Linked DNA regions of Homo sapiens: region 1 is linked to region 2. Evidence: read pairs that join two places in POLR2A ChIA-PET (ENCODE). Cell type or tissue: PC-3. All regions are shown on one strand. Each heading gives the region's core, and the rest is flanking DNA. Links, peaks and the distances in the headings are about the cores only.

Region 1 (10,428 bases), core at 1,046-9,045, 160 kb after region 2:
GCTTGTTTCTTGCCCTCCTCGAATTCACATTTCACAATGACACTTAAGTAATCTTTCTAAAAGAAAAATCTGATCGCAATTCTCTAGGCTTAATTCTTAAACTGCTCTCCATCCTGCATGAAGGGCAGATACTTCTAGGTAGAAGCTATACCTAAGCATTACCATGGCATACGGGGCCTTTCACCATCAGGCTTCTGCCTGTCTTGCCAACCTCATTTTTCATTATTCTACCACTTTGATCTCTAACCTGCAATCATGTAAAATTTATAAAACTTGCAATTTTCTAAACAGGTGGTGCTAGTTCACATTTGTCTCCTTTTTCCTACCCCTGTACACACCTCTATGACAGTATTTGGCATGCTGTATTATTTGTGTATATGTCTGTTTTACCTAGTTTAGACTAGAGGCTCTGAGAGGGCAGGGCAATCCTATACCTAGAAGCTACAAGAGCATCTGGCACATGGCAAGCCCTCAAAAACATCTGTACAGATTCTGCTTCCAAGTAGGATATAGTATGGTTTGGCAGGCTAATACTCCTGCCAATGACTAGAAAAAGCCAAATAAATTACAAAAATCATTTCTTAAAGCATCCAATACTTGTGGAAGCAACAAGGACTAGATGGACTAACAGACTGAGAATGTTCAGAGGGAATCAACAATCAATAGCTTGTGTGTGTGTGTGTGTGTGTGTGTGTGTGTGCGCGCGCGCCTTTGGTGTGTGCGCACGAGCCTTTGGTGCATGTGTTGATCCTGGACGTGGGCTTGGGATTAGGGTGTGGTTATCATTGGGGAAAGAGAAACCACAATGCTTTCGATGGTCACCTGGGGCTGGACAGACAAAACTGCAATCTTGAGGGACCTCCAAATACCCAACTTCTGGAAGAAGGCTGCTGCTGAAGACAACCCAGTAGAGATTTTGGTATTCTTCAAAGCTGGGGTAACAAAGCTGGAGATTTGATGGACTCGAAATACTTACTTGGTTGGGGTCTTCCTCAAGACATTTAGTCAATTTTGAAATGATGTGAAGTAGTGGTAGGCTAAATAACTAAGCTGAAAACCTTAGGGGCAGAAGTGAACCTCCTAAAGGCTTTCATGTCTAAGGAGACAAATAGCCTATTAGGCTTTCAACTGAAAGCCCTGGAGGACCATACTCTAATAAGGATGAACCAAAGTAAGTTTGGGGCTTACCAGGATTGCAACCCAGCAGTGACCTAGCTCAATCCCTGAAATACGTCAGACTAGACTGAAGTATTTAATTAACAGAAGAAAGGGGCAAACCTTGATGGTGGAAGATATATGCATCCACTATGATTCTTTTATATAATGTTTGGTATATAATAAGTTTTTTAAGCATGTGTGGAGGTAAATGCCCACAGCTAGTAATCAAGAGAAAAAACAGACATTAGAAGCAGACCTATGGATGGCCCAATTACTGAAGTTTAGTAGTCAAGAACTTTGAAATAACCAAGATTAATAAAGTCAAGAAACAGAGGAAAAGACCAAAGTAAATGAAAGGATAAATAATTTTATCACAGAATTGGCTGAAATCTATAAAAAAAATCAAATGGATACTTTAGAACTGAGAACTACAGTATCTATAATTAAGAATTTAATATAAGATATTAACAGTAAATTGGACTTAGCAGGAGACAAGATTAATGATTTGGAAGATAGGTCAATAAAAAATATTCAAACTCAATTAGAAAAATGAATGGTAAACACAGATAAGAACATAAAAGACGTGGAATAAAAGACGTGAATAAATGAGTCTCAGAAGACAGCATAGAGCAGAAGCAATACTAAAATGTTCAAAACAAATGAAAGAGATCAACCCACAGATTTAAGAAACTCAGCAACCCAATTATTTGGCCAATACAAAGAAAAGAACACACAGACATCATAGTCAAACTGCTGAAAAACAAAGAAAAAGAGGAAAACCTTAAAAAGCAGTGAAGCAATAAAAATGACAGCTGACTTCTCAAAAGAAATGACAAAATCCAGGAGTCAATAGAATGCTATCTAAAGAAAATAATTCCCAACTTTGATTTTTTTTTTTTTTAATCTATGGACTAGGGAACCAACTTTGAATTTTACAGCCTATAAAAACAACATCTTTCAATAAAAAGGTAAGGCTGGGCATGGGTGGCTCACACCTATAATCCCAGCACTTTGAGAGGCTGCGGTGGGTGGATCACTTGAGCCCAGGAGTTTGAAACCAACCTAAGCAACATGGCGAAACTCCATCGCTACAAAAAATACAAAAATTACCTAGGTGTGGTGGTGTGCACTAATAGTCCCAGCTGCTAGGGAGGCTCAGTTGGAAGGATCGATTGAGCCTGGGAGGTTGAGGCTGCAATGAGCTGTGATTGTGCCACTGTACTCTAGCCTCGGTGACAGAGTGAGCAGGTCTAAAAAAAAAAAAAAACAAGGGTGAAATTCAGATATTTACAACAAACAAAACCTGAGGGAATTCATTGCTATCAGGGCAACACTAAAAGAAAAAACAATGTAAGAAAATAAACCTAGACAGAAGCATGGAACTATAAGAGGGAATGAAGAAAATGAAATAGGTAAATATAAAAAAATTAACTGTACAAAACAATAACTATTATGTCTTCTGTAGTTTGTGTATATATAAAACTAAAATGCAAGACAAGAATAATTCACAAAAGGTAGGGAGGGGGAAGGAGTTAAGTGTCTAAGAGTCTAGTAGTGTAATGAAGTGATAAAATAATCTGTATTAGACCATAACATGTCAAGATGTTAAATGCATGTTGAAATCTGTAGAGTAAGCTCTAAGATAATTGTAAAAGAATAGCTACCTAACAAGATTACAGGGCAGTAAAAAATGGGATACTATTTTTGATTAATCAAAAAAAGGGCAAAAATGCAAAAAAAAAGAAATAAAACTAGTGAGCCAAATTGAAAACAAAAAGTAAGATGGCAGACAGAAGTCTGAAGTACAACTAAAACAGCGATTACATTTGTGCAGAGTTTCTCAACAGCAGCACTATTGACATTTTGGGTGGGATAATTACTTGTTGGTGGAGGGCTGTCTTGTGCATTGCAGGGCATTTAGCAGCATCCTTGGCCTCTGTATCTTGGCCATCCATCTATCTGCTGCTAGTAGCACCAACCCAGGTGTAACAAACAAAAATGTCTCCAGACATTGCTAGATGTCCTGTCAAGGACAAAAATTGTCCCTGGATTTGGTACCATTGGTAGAGTCAGCATAATCCTAATCAAAATCCCAGTAGGATTTCTGCAGAAATATGATGAGTCTAAAACTGATAGAGAAATGCAAAGGACCCAAAATAGAAAAGACAATCTTCAAAAATAAGAATGCAGTTACAGAACTTACACTAACTGATTTCAAGGTTTACTATAAAGATACAATAATTAAAGGACAGTGTATACTTGGCATAAAGAAAAATGAACAGAACAGAGTTCAGAAATAGACCACACATAGAATAGAGAGTCCAGCTACACACCTGACAAATATGACAGTAAAATGAAGGGGTGAAAAGAATGGCCTTTTCAATTAAAGGTGCTATGTCACTTGGCTACTCATATGAAAAAAAAAAAAAATATATATATATATATATATATATATATATGTATGTATCTTGATTCCATCACATCCTATTTAAATGTGAAATGTAAAACAATAAAGCTTTCCAAAGGAAACAGACAAGAACATCTCTGTGATCCTGGAGTAGGCAAAGATTTCTTAAATAGGACACAAAAAGAAAAAAACTGATAAATTGGACTACCTTAAAATTTAAGAACTTCTCTTCATCAGAAGACACTATTACAGAGTGAAAAGGCAATTCAAAAAGTGACAGAAGATACTTGCTATATATCTGACAAAACACTCATATCTATAATATACAAAAGATTTTTAAAAAATCATTTAAAAAAGGAAAGACAACCTAACAGAAACATGAAAAAGGACCTGAATAGACATATCACAAAAAAGGATAGCCAAATAGCCAATAAACATATGACAAGACTTTAAATATCATTAGTCAGGAAAATGCAATTTAAAACCACAATGAAATATCATTACACATCCATGAGAAGAGCTAAATTTAAAAAAGGGAAAATACTAGGTGCTGGCAAGGATACAAAGCAACTAAAACTCTCATTCAATGCTGGTGGGCGTATAAATCAGTGCAGCTAGTACGGAAAACTCGTTGGCAGTATCTATTATTTCAAAGGTGAATATATATATGCTCTATGATCTAGCAATTCCATTCTTTGATATATACCCAATAGAAATGTACATATAAGCTTATCAAAAGATATATTCTGGAATTTACTATACACAATCACCCTAAAATGAAAACTACCTCAATGCCTATCTGTAGTAGAATGGATAAATAAACTGTAGTACATTCTATGAAATACTATACAGATGAAGATTTACCACAATCAGAGATCTTCAAAAGTCTGGGTTATAGGCTCAGAAATATATAAACCAGCTTTCTCTAAGGAAGACAGCATAACACATTGCTACTTTGGCATAACACATTGCTACTTTGACATGACTATAAAAGGCAATCATATAGCTTTATGGGATGGCCATGAAATCACAGTTGTGTGACAATATGTCAATTACAGAAAGAATTGTTTAGAGATTTAGAGCCTTAGGAATCCTACATTCTATTCCTATAAAATGCAACCCTGATTACTTAGAGTGGTGCTGCACCAAAGTTTGATATTTATAACCAACAGCAACAGGGGCATTCTGGTCCAGAAAGTTATACTGGGATGAGGCATTCAGAACAAACGGATTCTCTGGATGAGTAGACAAAACCACCCAGAGCTCAGAGTGACTGAATAAACATGAATAAACATAAGCATGAGCAAACAGTTCTTGACTGCTAATGGACACCTAATCCCTTTCTAGTTTAGTGGCCCTCCACTGTGGTCCTGGAAAGTAGTTGGCAAGTAGGCACTGGAGAGGTGGGAGATGAGATCTGTGATTGGACAGCATGAATGAACTCACTGCCCCCGGCAAGCCTATTCCCCTCCCCTCTACCTAACTTGTAACAGGGGTGGGCTATAAGTAAGATCCCTGGGCCATGGTGTAAAGGTGGTGAAGACAAATGGAACAATCTGTACAGGAGACGGTGTTATACTTTACAGATACTTAGATCCCAAGGTACTTACTGTATCACACAATCAAGAAGTGAAAAAGGGAGGGGAAAAAGTGCAAAAGGAATTTGGAAACAGAATGAATACGAACAAGGAAGAGGGAGAAGGATCTGTGTTGAGCTGGGGTACTATACACTTTGGGCTATGTGAGAAGGCTGCTCAAGGTGCAAGGCCTGTCACAAGCAAAGGCCAGAAGGGAGAAAAGTCATAGCACCTAATAAAGGCAGAGATGAGACAGAGATGCCATTGTGGCAGGTGAGCCAGGCCTCACACATCCATTCAGATGAAATCATTTGGTCAGGGCCTTTGCACTTGCTGTTCTCTCCCCCATGTCCTCAGGGCTCGCTCCTTTACCACTTTCAGGGCTTTGCTCAAGTGACGCCTTGTCTGATCACCCCTATTAACACTGCTACCCATGCTTACTCCTCATCTCCTTTCCTTGCCTTTAAAATTTTCTTCCTTAGCACTTCACAACAGCTGTCAAACCAGATCATCTACCTGTTTGTTTACTGTTTCTCTCCTTTCACTAGAATACTAGAATCAGTGATTTTTGACTGGTTTCTTAATTGCTTTTGGCACACAGTAGGTATTCAATAAATGCTCATTGAATTAGTGGTCATAATGCAAGATCTGGTTCTGTCATTTGTAGAGTGCTGATATCAGCTATTCCGAATCGGATTCTAGATAAAACCTGCCATGCTCTTCTTCTCTTGGGGTGAGTTTTTCCTACAGGTAGTTGATCTCGTCTACACTGGGAGGGTCCTGCTAGATTCATTCTGATGGGGTAATCATAATTCTAGATTTGGTTGTACTCCAGCCCACTTTTAGACTATTTCCAGAACTGGGACAGAGGGAACATGTATATTTTCTCTCTATACATGCTTTCCCTTCTGAAGAACAAGTCGTAAGATGAAATAGGTACTTGTTCAATAATCCATCTGGTTGCAGTGTTCAGAGTACACTGGAGGACTGATCTGGGTTCTAGCCCTGGCTCTTACAGTACCTGGCTGTGTGATTTCCATGAATTTTATCTTCTTCAATATAAAATAAACTTATGGATAAGAAAATCTCCAAAATTTCCACCTTTGAATAACTAGCCTATGGAAAGAACGACTGGGTTTAGAGCCCAGAGATAGGAGTTCAGATGTAAGAATCGCCAATACAAGTTCTTGAATAGGAGGAAAGCATTTTTCTTTTGTTGTTGAAAAAACCCCCATCATACATCAGGCAATGTGCTAGGTATTTATTGTATTCCTCATCCACAAGCTGAGCAGCACAAGGCTCAGAGAGGTTCAGTGATGTCCACACAGCAAGCAGGTGTCAGACTTGGGATTCATCTCAAGCCCGCCTGACTCCAAAGGCTGTATGTACTCTTTCCACTATACCAGAGGTTCCCAACCTGGCTGTTTATCAGAATCAAGGAGGAACAATTTAACTACAGATTCCTGGGCTCCACACCAGATCTACGGAATCAGAATCAATGTGGTGGGGGAGCAGATATGCTTGGGAATCTACAATTTTAAAACTTTGCAAGGTCAGTCCCATGGCCACTGAGGTGTGGGAACCTTGCACTGTATATATTCTCTATGTGCTTTCCCTTCTGAAGAACAAGTCGTATGATGAAATAGGTTCTTGTTCAATAATCCATCTGGTTGCAGTGTTCAGAGTACACTGGAGGACTACTATCTTGGGTTAAAATGATGAGTTTATTTCTCTTCCCAGCTGAATGGTATAGTGTTACAGCTTTACTTGTGGTTTCCCCAGCATCTGCTGCTGTCTGCCAAGCAGTTCCCACTCACTGTTTGTTTAATAAATAAGTAAAAGAAGCTGGATAAACATTAACCCTTCAGCATATTCTGAAGTTTTGTTGATTGCTACTCATCTTTCCCTCTATCTAGAAATGTTTCCTTAGCATATACTATTTGCCCATACAGTGTGCTAAATTCTTGACAAGGGAAGAGAGATACAATGTTAACCAGAGAGGCTAACACTGTAAGGGAAGTGTACTGCAGAACAGGAAGAACATGCGGAGGAGGGGAATCAAGGAGACTTCCCATACATATTTCCGGAAATTACTCTAGGCTCACATAATGCTTAGTTTACAGCTGTCCCTTATAGAAAATATGTGAAGCTGTGGCTTGTATTACACTAATACTATGTGCCTGTTCCCTCCACTAGACAGGACCTTTTTTGCTAGACAGTACATTTCTAAAAAAGGGATTCTTAACTTAGAAGAGGGTGTACACAGAATATATATACAAATGACCTCCTGCCCTCCCCCGATTTATGACCTGGCACTGGAAACTGGGTAAGTTCTTCAGGTAACTAAAGTATGTTTGCATATTCTACTTATTTATAAATATTAATATAAACAAAAATTCTGTTCACACACACACATGAATACAAATAGAAAACTTAAGCTTCTCGGGAGATGGAGTAGGCATACATTTCCCTATTCTTTTTGTTAAGTATAACTAAAACCCCTGGACATTATATATAAAGCAAATACAAGAAGAAAGCAGACTGGTTAGGGACCCCAGAACCTGGGGAGTGACACAGTGCTGAGTTCCCCAGGTTTTCTTTCTGCCTCATAGACCCAAGCCCTGGAGCTGAAGAAGCTGGCAACCTGGAAGCACCAATGGGCACAGACACAAAAACCCCAACAAAAACCTGCTCTCTCTAGCCAAAGGAGTAGGGGAATGGGCACCCTCGCAAGACAAAAAACTTTTGGACAACAAACGCTCTACTCCAGCCAAACACTACAGAAAATAAGGCGGCCTCCACCCACGGTGGCAAAGGCTGATTGGAGAGCCTAGACTCCCACTCTCATAAGTCTGTAATGAGGCACCCTCAACACTCCTGCAGGGATGGTGTGAAGGAAGACAAAGTAGGAGCAGGCATTCCATCCCCACCAGCCCCAGTGTCAGTGGAGACCACACGGGGAGCCTAAACTTCCACTTCTACTTGGCAGTAATGAGGTAGCATCACAGGACACCTAGTCAGGACTTTCACCACTGCCCAGTGGTAATGATGCCACCTCCACTCCAATGTCAGTGGAGACCAAGTGGGGAGTTGGGACTGCCACACCCACCCAGCAGTACACCTCCACTCAGCAGTAGTGGGGAGACCTTTTTCTTGGGTGTCAATGGAGGCTGAGTGAGGAACTTGGACTTCTACCTCCACCTGGCAGTGATGAGGTACGGACCCCCTTCTCCTACCAGGAATGGTGTCAGAGATTGTTTAGTCTAAACATTAGACTAAACAGCCTAAACAGACAAAACAGCCTCAACAGATGTCTCAGAACATTATACAGAAATGTCCGAATCTCAATATAAAAATCACTCATACCAGGAACCAGGAGGAACTCAGACTGAATGAAAAAAGACAATCGGTATGCCGTGGTGGCTCACACCTGTAACCCGAGCACTTTGGAAGGCTGTGGCTGGTAGATCACCTGAGGTCAGGAGTTCAAGACCAGCCTGGCCAACATGGTGAAACCGTATCTCCACTAAAAATATAGAAATTAGCCAGGTATGGTGGCGCGTGCCTGTAATCCCAGCTACTTGGGAGGCTGAGGCAGGAGAATCACTTGAACCCGGAAGGTGGAGGTTGCAGTGAGCAGAGATTGTGGCATGGCACTCCAGCCTGGGCAACAAGAGCGACACTCCATCTCAAAAAAAAAAAGAAAAAGAAAAAAAGACAATCAACACATGTCAACACCAAGATGACAAAGAGACAAAGATGTCAGAATTATCTGATGAAGACATTAAAACAGTACGATTAAAATGTATCGATAAGCAATTATGAATATACTTCAAACAAATGAAGGAATAGAAAGCCTCGAAAAAGAAAAAGAAGATATAAAGAAACAAGTGAAAATTTTAGAAATGAAAATTTCAGTAACAAAGAAAAACTTCAGTGGATGGGCTCAACAGCAGAATGGAGGGAAGAAAAAAATCTGTGAGCTGGAAGATGGAACAATAGGAATTACCCAATCTGAACAACAGAGAAAAAACTACTGAAAAATATATAAACAGAGCTTCAGGGAACCTGTGGGACCAAGAGGGCAGGCTGAAAAAGTACTCAAAAGAAATAATGGCTGAAAACGCCACAAAGTTGGCAAAGACATAAATCTATATATCAAGAAGCTGAGTGAACCCCAAAGAAATTTATCCCAAGACTCTTCATAATTTAATTTCTGAAAACTAACAACAAAAAATATTGAAAGCATCCAGAGAAAAATTATACCTTGTCTACAGGGAAGAAACAATTTTTTTTTTTGAGACAGAGTATCATTCTGTCACCAAGGCTGGAGTGCAATGGTGCCAAATCCATTCATAGCAACCTCCGCCTGCCAGGTTCAAATGATTCTCCTGCCTCAGCCTCTCAAGTACCTGGGATTACAGGTGGGCACCAGCACTCCCGGCTAATTTTTGTAGTTTTAGTAGAGGTAGATTTCACCATGTTGGCCAGGCTGGTCTCAAACTCCTGGCCTCAAGTGATCCACCCACCTTAGCCTCCCAAAATGCTGGGATTACAGTGTGAGCCACCATGCCCAGAGGGGAGAAAACAATTCTAATGACAATCTCATCAGAAACCATGTAGGCCAGAAAGAAGTTACACAATAATTTTCAGGTGCTGAAACAAACAAACAGTCAACGCAGAACCATATACTCAGCAAAAAATGTGCATCAGGAATGAAGTGGAAATCAAGACTTCTGAGAAGAAGGAAAACAAAGAGAATTTGTCACCAGCCGACTTACTGTAAAAGAATGGCTAAAGAAAGTTCTCTAAACAGAAAGAAAATGATAAGAAATCCTGGAACATTAAGGGGGAAGAAAGAACATGGCATACAAAAATATGTGTAAATGCAACGGGCTTTCCTTATCCTCTTGAGTTTTCAAAACTATGTTTGACAGTTGAAGCAAAAATTGTAATGCCATCTGACATGGTTCTAAATGTATGTAGAGAAAATGTTTAAGACATTTATATGATAAATGGGCAGAGTAAAGAGACATAAAAGGAAATAAAGTTTCTATACTTTGCTAGGTAAAGGTAAGTTATGTACACACAATGTAATACCTAGAGGGACCACTAAAAGGGCTACATACAAAGAGATATACTCAGAAACATCATAGATAAATCACATGGAATTCTAAAAAACATTCAAGTAACCCACAGGAAGGCTACAAAAAGAAAGCAGATAAATGAAAAAGAGAATAAACAGAAAGAAACAAAATATAGTCATCTCTCGGTATTCACCAGGGA
Region 2 (10,428 bases), core at 694-8,693:
GGTGAGGGGGAGTGAGCAGAGAGTATGGCCAACACAAGTCGTTTCTTGTAGGGCCCTCACACAACGCGAAGACCATACCTCTAAGGTGCTCCATTCTGCTGTCTCTGCCCATCACTCGCCCTGAAACCTTACCCAAAAGTCACTTCTTCCAGGACGCCCTTACATTTCACCCAACCCCAATCAGCACCTATCACTTACAATTTTTTTAACATGTGGGCACACTATACTTACTTTCTGGCCATTTCCTAGAAGTTTGTGACTTCCACCGACCTCTTCAGTGGTTAAAACCAGGGCTTCCCTTACCTCCATTTTCCTTATTTTTCTGCCCTAATTCAGTGCTTAGGGTAGTGTTCTTGCCATTAGGCACTTAGTAGGGCCAGAGTTCTCAACACTGTACCAAGTTACTCATTTCCATATCAAAGATGAATCAGACACGATTCCTATCCCTGGGGAATCCGTTTTCTAGCAACTGGTAATTATGAGCAACTTAACCTCTGTGTGCTTTGGTTTGTAATTCATACAGTGGGATGAATAATCTCTTCTCTGCCCTTTTAAAATTTCGTAGTAACTGCTGAACACTTCAGAGTTCTCGAGCAGGAAGTCATGATTATGAGCAAATGAGAAACTAAAGAGAACGTTCTATTTTTAAACTCGTTGGACATGAGTCCAGTGCTCCATGACTACCTCGTGAACATTAATGCTATTACCAGATTACCAATGAATTTGCTACTAAATGAAGCTAGGAATTAGTGTTAGTGATTTGCCAGGCAGTGCAGGGCCTAGCAGTCTGCAGGCCAAAGAGGGTTCAGGTTTTGTCAGGGGCGCATGCTGCATTTCACACATCCAACACCCCCCAGGCCAAAGCTCTGATAAGTCACAGGAGTCTCCTTTGTAACCCTAGACCTCTCAGACTTGCTGTCCTCATATCCAGTCCTCCCAAGTAGATTCACTCATTTCCACATCAAAGATAGAGGCCTCATAGGAGCCGAGATGAAAAGTAGCCTTGTGTTGCTACAGGCTGGCCCCCTGGGCAAATAAAGAAGTGCATTATCTGTGTCTAAATAGTCTCTGAAGGATTCTCGGTGGAGATTGATGACCATAGTGGTGAGTTCTTTGAATGTGGAAGAGTGGAAAGCAGGATCTCAAGGGCTTCCCATCAGTGACAGGAGCCCAAGTTGTCAGAAGGAACGGTGGCCATAAAGCTACCAACAGAATTATGAAATGGATTGTTGCCATCAGAAGCATGTATTGAGCACGTGCCTTCTTAGGCCCATGGGCTAGTCACGCAGAACAAGTCCCCACACCGAGTTCTCACTCCTGAGAGCTCATAGCCCAAACCAGATGTCTGACTGGATGCAATCGTTCACACCTGTAATCCCATCACTTTGGGAGGCCAAGGCGGGAGGATCACTTGAACCTAGGAGCTCAAAGAACAGCCGAGGCAACATAGTGAGACCCTGTCTCTACACACACAAAAAAGTTTTAATTAGCTGAGTGTGGTGGCATGCACCTGTAGTCCTAGCTATTTGAGAGGCTAAGGTGGGAGGATCACTGGAGCCCAGAAAGTCGAGACTGCAATGAGCTGTCATTATGCCACTGCACTCCAGACTGGATGACAGTAAGACCCTGTCTCAAACAAACAAAACAAAAAAACAGAGATGTCTTTTTTCCTCTCATTGTCTCATTGGCTGCATAGATGTGTACTGAGCTAGGGCCCTACCTTCACAGAGCTCACAGTCCACTCTCATGAAATAAAGGCTGCAGACAGAGATAGCTGGTGGGGACTGAAGTCAGTATGAAGATGATGGGGAGGAGAGGAGGTCATGTTGCAGAGTGGTTTGTCAAGGTGCTCTCAGCAATTTTAGAAAGGAGCAGTTGTTAGCCTTAAAATCAGGAAAGCCTTTGTTATGGACATAGCTGAAAAATGATGTGAACTTGAACCATACCCCGGAATCCCAAGGGGGGAAGGCAGTAGGGCCCTGAGCTGTCTTGGCAGAAGTGTTCACAGTGCCCAGGATGAGGGGCGAGAGGATTGGGGTTGGGGGATGGTAAAGATGTTAAAAATTGATTGCACAACTCAACATATAAAAGCTGTTAGATTGTACACTTTCAGTGGATGAATTGTATAGTATGTGAATTATATCTCAGTAAAGCTGGGTTTTTTGTTTTTGTTTTTGTTTTTTTAAAGGAATCTACTAGGGAGGACTGGATATGAGGACAGCAAGTCTGAGAGGTCTAGGGTTACAAAGGAGACTCCTGTGACTTAATTAGGGCTTTGGCCTGGGGAGTGTTGGACGTGTGAAATGCAGCATGCCCTCTGACAAAACACCTAAGCCAGAGGGCATATGTACGCAAGTTGGGTGCCTGTGCCATTGGTTTCAGAGTTGTGGAGAAAGGGGACCTTTCTCCCCTGTGTTTAACCTGATTTGGAAGGCAGATTTAAGTATACAGATGCTCCTCAGCTTACGATAACATTGCATCCTGATAAACCCACCATAAATTGAAAATATCATGAGTTGAAAATGCGTGGCTGCCAGGCGTGGTGTCTCACACCTGTAATCCTAGCACTTTGGGAGGCCAAGGTCAGGAGTTCAAGACCAGCCTGGCCAACATGGAGAACTCTTGTCTCTACTAAAAATACAAAAATTAGCTGGGCGTGGTGGCACGTGCCTGTAATCCCAGCTACTCAGGAGGCTGAGGCAGGAGAATCGCATGAACCAGGGAGGCGGAGGTTGCAGTGTGCCGAGATCGCGCCTTTGCACTCCAGCCTGGGGGACAAGAGCAAAACTCCATCTCAAAAAAAAAAAAAAAGAAAAGAAAATGCTTGACTGACTGGGACCTGAGGCTCGTTGCCACTACCAGCCTTGCAGGAGAAGTACAGTTTCTACTGCATGCCTGTCACTCTTACCTCATCATAAAGTCGATCCATGGTAGGTCAGGGGCCAACTGTATCTTACAGAGAGATTATTTATGGAGGCCCAAACCAAAGAGTGAAAAATGAGTGGAAGCAGATAAATAGCTTGGATTTGTGTCCCGTCAGCTTGTTTTTTTTTTTTTTAGCTTTTTTTATATGTGGATGAGATCATATTGGCCCTGATTCGTCAGATAGGAAAAAATAGGCTTTAAGCTTGCCTCCTGGGGCCTCTATAGTCCATTAAGAATGAAGAACATGAAAGATACTTTAAAGGGAGATGTAGACAAATCAAAAAGATGAGGTGATTTTCTTTTGCTGTTGTTATAGTTGCTATTGTTGTGTGTATTATGGCCAGACTAGGAGTCCATTCTTTCCTCCCATTCACTGTCCAGCTTTTATTCCTAAACGTTCATTTGTTTCTAGGACATGGTCCGGCGAGGAGAGATCATCGACAATGACACCGAGGAGGAGTTCTACCTCCGGCGCCTGGATGCGGGGCTCTTTGTTCTCCAGCACATCTGCTACATCATGGCCGAGATCTGCAATGCCAATGTCCCCCAGGTAGGAGGGTCTTCCCCTGGATGGGCTTATCCATCCCTGCCTCCTTCCTCGCCAGCTGCTTAGGTGGACTCTCACTCAGGGAAAGAAGGGGGTCACGCTCTCCTTGAATTCCTTTACTCTACATCAGCCTTTTGTTTCAGGGATGGGGTGAAGTATATCATTTCAAGGTGATACATTCTGGTGTGTCAGGACAAATGGTTGTCTTTCTTTCTCTACCCATTTTTTCCCTTATTAGATTCGCCAGAGGGTTCACCAGATCCTAAACATGCGAGGAAGCTCCATCAAAATTGTCAGGCATATCATCAAGGGTGAGTTGGATGCTACTCATGTCTGGGGCTCCAGAGGATTAGATGATGCTTACTTTCTGAGCCTCTGTCAGTATCCCTGGTATTTGATGTGGAGCGTTTTCTGCACTGAAAGCTTAAGTTGTTGTCCATTTCACTGTGTGTCCAGGTCGTCTTTGTCAGAATACGGAAGACTAGCCTTGTTGTTCTCTGCCTCTTACCCTCCAGTTCCAGAACTTACACCCATAAACAAGAGGCACAAAGGCTTGAAACAGTTGTTAAAATTTTTTAAAAAAGCAAAACAAAAAATTCAATTCCAAACTACACATAGTGGAAGGAAATTGCTTTCTTAGGGAAAAAAAGCAAGGAAATGACAAGAAATACAAACGTCCTTTCTTATCCACAGTTTTGCTTTCAGTTACACACAGTCAACTGTCCAGAAATAGATAAGTACAGTACAATAAGATATTTTGAGAGAGGCCACATTCATATAACTTTTTTATAGTATATTGTTATAATTGTTCTGTTTTATTTAGTTATTGTTGTTAATCTCTTACTGTGCCTAATTTATAAATTAACCTTTATCATAGTTGTGTAGTTATCATAGGTGTGTATCTATAGGGAAAAACATAGTGTACATAGGTTTCAGTACTGTGTGCAGTTTCAGGCATCCATCGGGGGTCTTGGAACATCCGTCGGGATGCAGGGGACTACTGTAACTGGAATTCTGTAGTGAATTGAAGCAATGTGGAGTGGTGGAGAGTATGCCTGCCTTCTGGGCCTAGCTCTGCCTCCTCTAGCTGCTAGCCTGTCACAGCTAGGAGAAATTTTGCAAAGGTTACAGGAGGTACTACAGCATCCAGTCTGTACCTGGCACACAGCGGGTGCTCAGTCAGTGTGGGTTTCCCTCCTCCTCACCCACCCCATGGAGTTCCCCAAATGCTGCTGGATCTTTGACTGGACCTGACTCAGCTGGAGAGGCCTCCAGTCGGTGAGCAAGCCCCCAGTTACAAGGCGGGGCCCCTGTTCTGAGCTCTGAATGCAGCCCCACCGTCAGCCACCTAGGCACTAACTGGAGAGCGCTGGCTGGTACGTGTGGCAGTGGAGGCCCATGTGGGAATTTCCAGTACTGACGATGCCGGAGTTCAGGGAGTGTCCAGATGGACTGGGTAACTCTAGACAAATCAGTGTTCACCTCGGGCCCTCATTCTGCCCATTTCTAAGATGAAGGACTAGGCTAGATTTACTCAGAGAGCTTACCTTTCAGTTGCTTTTAGCTCCCATTCCAGGTGGCGGATGAAATGTGAGGATAAACATAGTCTACACAGTGAAGTGAAGCACGGTTAAGAGCGTGGGCTCTAGGGTCAGAGGCTTGTGGATCCAAATCTTGGCTCTGTTGTTTACTCTGTTACCTCAAGCAAGATACCAGTTGCTCTGTGACCTCCTAGAAAGGGCAAGGGGATTGAATGAGGTGACACAAGTTAACAGTGAACGTTAGTGTGAGTGTTACAAAATACCAGGAAGATCATTGTCATTATTATTTTAAGTGAGGCATGGCCAAAATCCTGTGGGAAGCCTTGTGAGAGAGGTGGCATTGAGCTGGTCTGAGAGGCTAGGACAGAGACAGTCCAGAAAGAAACAGCAGTGTGAGTGAAGGCATAGGGGCTGGAAATCTCGTGTCTGCTCAGCCCTCCCCATCAGGGAATGGTAAATCCATTGCACCCATTTTGTAGATGGAGAGTATGAGGCATTGGAATCTGTTGTTTTCTCCTCAGAGAAAAAGAGAGTAAAGGGGTCTGATGGACACAGCCCCACTCATGCCTTCCGGGGTGACACCCTGGGGGCTTCTTCTCATTCTCAGTGTCAGATTCGCGTGAATTACTGCTCAGAGCCTCATTTTGCCTCCTCCCTAAGGTGTAGCTGTGGTGATTTGCAACTCCAGCCTTTAAATGGCATTTACTTCTAATGCCCACATGTTCAATTAGAACTTCTTATTACCCTCAGCTCTACTATCTTGCATTGAGCCTTCTCCCTGCACCTCCATCCTTGTAATCAAAACAGTGATCTTCCAAGAAAGGAAAAGTATTTTTAATGGGTGCTGACATGTAGTAGTAGTAGTTGGATGTTTTTCTTTCTCAAACCCTGCCACACACACCCTAAGTGATTCACAATTTTCCATTGTTGTGAGCCCTAGCCTCTGTCTCCCTCGGATCCTGGTTTATTTCCCTAGTGCCTTTTAAGGTGCTGACCCCATACTGGATACTGAGTGGATGATTGTTGAGTGAGTGCCTGGGCAAGCGAGCAGGTGAGCGAACCAGTGAAGGGTCTGCACAGACGCCATCTTCATTCCCACCCCTCTGTTTTTCTCCCCCACTGCTTTCTGCCCACCCTCACCTCCCCCACCTCCATGCAGACCCTCGCAGCCATCCTTCCAGGCCTGGGCTCAGCCCTTCATTTCTCTCCCCATCACCCTTCATAGCCAGCTCCTTAGTCCATCCCACCTCTTCTGTCTCCGAACTCAACCTTGAATCCATCCACTTCTCTGCATCCATTATTCCCATGATAGCACCCTTTTTCTTTCCATCCGAGCCCTTATCACAACCTATGATTGTTTTTATTTATGTGTTTGTTTACTCCTTTTGTCTGTCTCATACATTAGAATATAAGCTCCATGACGGACATTGTCTGCCTTGTTCACTGTGTCTCCTCAGCACCCAGAGCAATGCCAAGCAAATAATGGGAACCAGTAACAATTTCAGACATTGTGGAATGAAACCCTACCCTTGTATGAATTTAACGTAGCAAACATTGACTGTGACTCTCCTCGGGACTAGCTGGGCACAGTGCTAAGTGCTGTGCTATGGAGGTGTCACACGGCAGCTGCCCTCATGGAGTTTACAGCCTTCCAGGGACATAGAGTATAAATGATTGACCATAATCCAAGCCCAGTGAAATGCACGCTCCAGGAACTACTCAGCTGGCCCTGCTCAGTGCCAGGCTCTGTGTCCAGTCCTAGAGATACTAAAGGAATAAGCGAGATCCCTATCCTTGAGGCGTTCACAGTCTAGGGGGAGAGGCTCAAAACTAATTAGAACGTGCTAAGCACCCGTCAAGTTGTGAACAGTGTGCTGAGGGAGGGAGTGGCACGGAGGCAGTTATGTAAGCAGGGAGGGAGCCACTTCTCCTCCTCAGGACTAGGACTGGTACCCAAACCAGGCAGAGGGAGCAGAGGCCTGGAGGAGGACAGGGCAGGATGCAGTGGCCTTGGGGAGGACTATAGCCCCTTCAAGGGAGGCCAAGAAGAGGTGCAGGAGGCTGTAGTGTTGGGTGGGGTGTGGCTGGGCAGGGCTCCTGAGTTCTCCTAGGTGCACAGTGAGTTTGGGGTACAAGGGGTGACTGCATCCCTTGATTGGCCAGCAGACAGCGGACATTCTCATTAGTCCCTGGGGAATCGTTTGGGAAATTTGAGGTCATCAGTGTGGAGGTGATATTTAGAGCCTGGGAATTAAACGCCATTGCTCAGGTTGAAGAGGCCCCAAACATCACGCTGGCAATTAAAAGAGTTCTCTCTAGATGGAAGGTTGTCATAAAGAGTTCTCAGCCCTCCCGCTGGTGTGCCCCTGTCCTGCCTCACCCACGGCAGGGGAAGCCAGTCTGCAGCAGGGTGTGGAGCCTGTGCAGTGTGGCCTGCCTCTGGGAGCACCCCCTGAACAGGGTGCTGCAAGGACCCTGAGGAGCCCTCACTTGGGTGGAGAGGGTGGTGCTGAGGTTGACAAGGTTGAGACTCCCATGGAGGTGGAAGGGGTGGGAGGCTGGGCTCTTCTGGGACCCCCGTCCAAAAGCCCATCTGGTTCTCCTTTTCATACCACGCCCCCCCCACCCCACCCTTCCTTCAATCAAAAGCCCAAGAAAACAAAGCCTCATAAAGAAAACCAGCTCATCAGTCTGTCCTCTTTGATTTTAATTTTGTTTTTCAGTTTGGGTTGCTTCCTTTTTTTCTTTAACATACTAATTAGATGCAAGCTTTTTTCTTTGATTTTATGGCCTACATATTTCCTAAGTTTTGCTGGCAGGATGACAGCTGATGTATCCCTTGAGGTCTCAGGAAAACGCTGATGAGGCAAGCCCAGCGGGGGACTTTTCCCGTTATTTTTCAGCCCCCACTCTCACAATTTTCTCCCTCCTCTATTGGGGGTGCCAAGAGCGCAGGGAATAATTGATGGCTCATTACAGCCCCTGTCTCTGCACACTGCTTACTCAGTGCTCCCGACGTCCAGCCTTCCCCAGAACCAGCAGCAGCTCTGGCCTGAGGACTGTGGGCCCTCCTAGGGAACCGTGGTCTGAGGACTGAGACGGCCACAAAGAGAAGGGCAGATGGAGCCATGTGCTCCATGAGAACAGCAGCAGACTTACTGCCATTTATTTCTGTGGTGCTCGGCACCCTGACTGGCAGAGAGGAGGAGTCAGTTACTGCTGACTGGGGTGCGTGCTGAGGTGGTGCTGTAGGCTTCTTCTATTCCAGAAATCCAGGACCATGGTAGGTAGAGTAGTCACTTACCGAGCTCCTACCTCCTCTGGGTCAGGCCTTTGGGGTACAGTGTCATTACCTCTGGTCCTCACAACAGGCCTAGAAAGTGGGGTAACAAGGAAACTGAGACTCACTGAGCTTAGTGGGGGTACCTGGGTCTCTGGTGATGTAAACTGGATCCAGACTCAGAAGGAGCTATGCACAGCGGTAAGGAATGTGCCAACTGCTGATTGGCCCATATGCTCCTATGGGCTTTTAGGAGAGAAGAAAAATGCAGGGCACTCACCTTTAGAGAGCACCAATTTGACATCACAGGGTGCTAGGCAGGCTTCTAAGATAAGTGAGACACTCAGGAGACCCTGTCCCCAACAGGCATACGTCCCTCACAAGTGAGGTGACTGACCATAGCGCAAAGCAGAATGGAGCCAGTGCTGGGATGCAGAGGTACAAGGGGAATGAAGACGGCACAGTTAACTCACAGTTAATCCGGCTGGACATGAAAAGGAGCCCAAAGATCCAGGGAAGCTGTACGGAAGGCATGGCTTCTTTTTTATTTTTTATTATTGTAGTAATAATTTATCGTTTTGACTATTACTACCATCACTACCATCTATCCACAGGCCTTTTTTTCATCTTGCAAAACTGGAATTGCCCGTTCCTCCCTCCCCCCAGCCCCTGGCAGCCACTATTCTGCATTCTGTCTCTGTGGCTGCCTGCATGGGAAGGGTTTCCGCAGGCAGCTACGCATGGGCATTGTTGAGCAGTCATCACCTTGGCTGTGGCGTAGGAGCTGTGACCCGAGAATGCTTCGAAATACAAATATTTGTGCCAAGGGTTGCAGTGGAAGCCACTGGCCAGTCTTATCGATGTTTTAGTCTCCTGGTGAAAGTTGTTGGAGGACCACACAGATGCCCAGGAGCAGCCATGGCTACTGCACAGTGGCTGGTTTGCAGAGAAAATCTTAGAGGATTACTGACTCAAAACTCTCTCACTGCTGGGCGAAAAGAATGAGCCAGAAACTTAAATGCTTTTAGAATTTGGCCCATGGCCCTTTGATTTGCGAGTATTCTTTATGGTTTAAAATCTCCTCCTAGTAGCTCATAAACATGTATTTCCATATTGATTTGGGGCTCTTGGTAACCCAATTTGTGTGATTTTAAAGCTGCAGAGGCTGATAGGATTTATCTTTGGATGACATGTTGGCATGTGCGTGGCTTGCGCCTGGTCATGGATACGGTGTCCCACAGGGTATTTGGAGGCAGGAAAGGATCATGGAGAGAGGCCTGTATGTTAGCCCTGTAGCCAGCGGCCTTGACAAGGCTCAGAGGCATCTTAAGGACACCTCAAGAGCTTTTCAGCAAAGATGTCACATTTGCCTTAGGATTGCTGCCCCCGGGCCTCACACCCAGTTCACCCAAGAGGGCTCTCGGGAAGCGCTGCCCGGGGTAGTGTGGTGGTGGTATGCAGGGGTCGGGGGGAACCACTCTTGGAGAACCAACTGTGCTAAGACCATGGAGCCTGCAGTGAGTTGCCCAGGTTCACAAGCAAGCTCTGTCGCTTTCTAGTGTCTGACCTCAGGCAGCTCTTCCCCTCTCCAAGCCATAGCTCCTGCATCTGTAAGATGGGGAGAACCTGTCTCAGAAGGCTGCTGTGAGAATGAGGTGAAGTGCTGTATGTACAGTGCTCGCATGGTGGCTGGCACCTAGAAGAAAGTGCCTGTTACATGTTAGCTGTCTTTATTGTTATAATTAGTGTCCAAGCTCACCCAGGAACAGAGATGCTCAGACCAACATAAATTCTGGATCTCCATGTAACTCTGGGCAAGTTAGTAGGTAACATATTTAAGTCTTGGTTTCCTCCTCTGTAAAAAACACAAAGAAAAAAACACCTAAAATAAATATTGCCTCTCTCAGGAAGCCTCCAAAGTTAAAATGCAGTTGGGTGCCTGGGACCAAGTTACATACTCAGTAAATGGAAGTTCCTTCCTTCCTTGACCTAATCCTTTCGCCTGGAGTTAGCAGCAGCTTGGACTGAGATGCCACCAGGAAAAGCAGGGACCAGCACACAGGCTCGACTTCCCCGGGGCCTTGTGGGGGTGGGTGGTTGTCAGTGGGTGCTTTTCCAACTGTGTAAAACATCCA

What was found. Peaks named below come from ENCODE experiments on the same cell type or tissue, not always from the same donor. Only the 100,000 strongest peaks of a DNase experiment are listed, where the experiment ranks them.
Region 1: POLR2A ChIA-PET joins it to region 2 with 15 read pairs; 3 of 35 experiments call an interaction of 5 or more read pairs at or near these places.

Annotation. Positions count from the first base shown.
Region 1 is chr20:38,016,737-38,027,164 of GRCh38, forward strand. All of the region lies in intron 1 of TTI1 (TELO2 interacting protein 1), which reads right to left. Among named protein-coding and RNA genes, the nearest start is that of TTI1, 12 kb to the right of the region's middle. In PC-3, for the core only: no CTCF peak of the experiment used is centred there; a DNase peak (open chromatin) is centred at 4,825; H3K27ac peaks cover 2,621 bases.
Region 2 is chr20:37,856,562-37,866,989 of GRCh38, forward strand. CTNNBL1 (catenin beta like 1) reads left to right here. Exons shown (of 16, transcript NM_030877.5): 14 at 3,338-3,475; 15 at 3,711-3,783. Among named protein-coding and RNA genes, the nearest start is that of VSTM2L, 41 kb to the right of the region's middle. In PC-3, for the core only: no CTCF peak of the experiment used is centred there; no DNase peak of the experiment used is centred there; H3K27ac peaks cover 494 bases.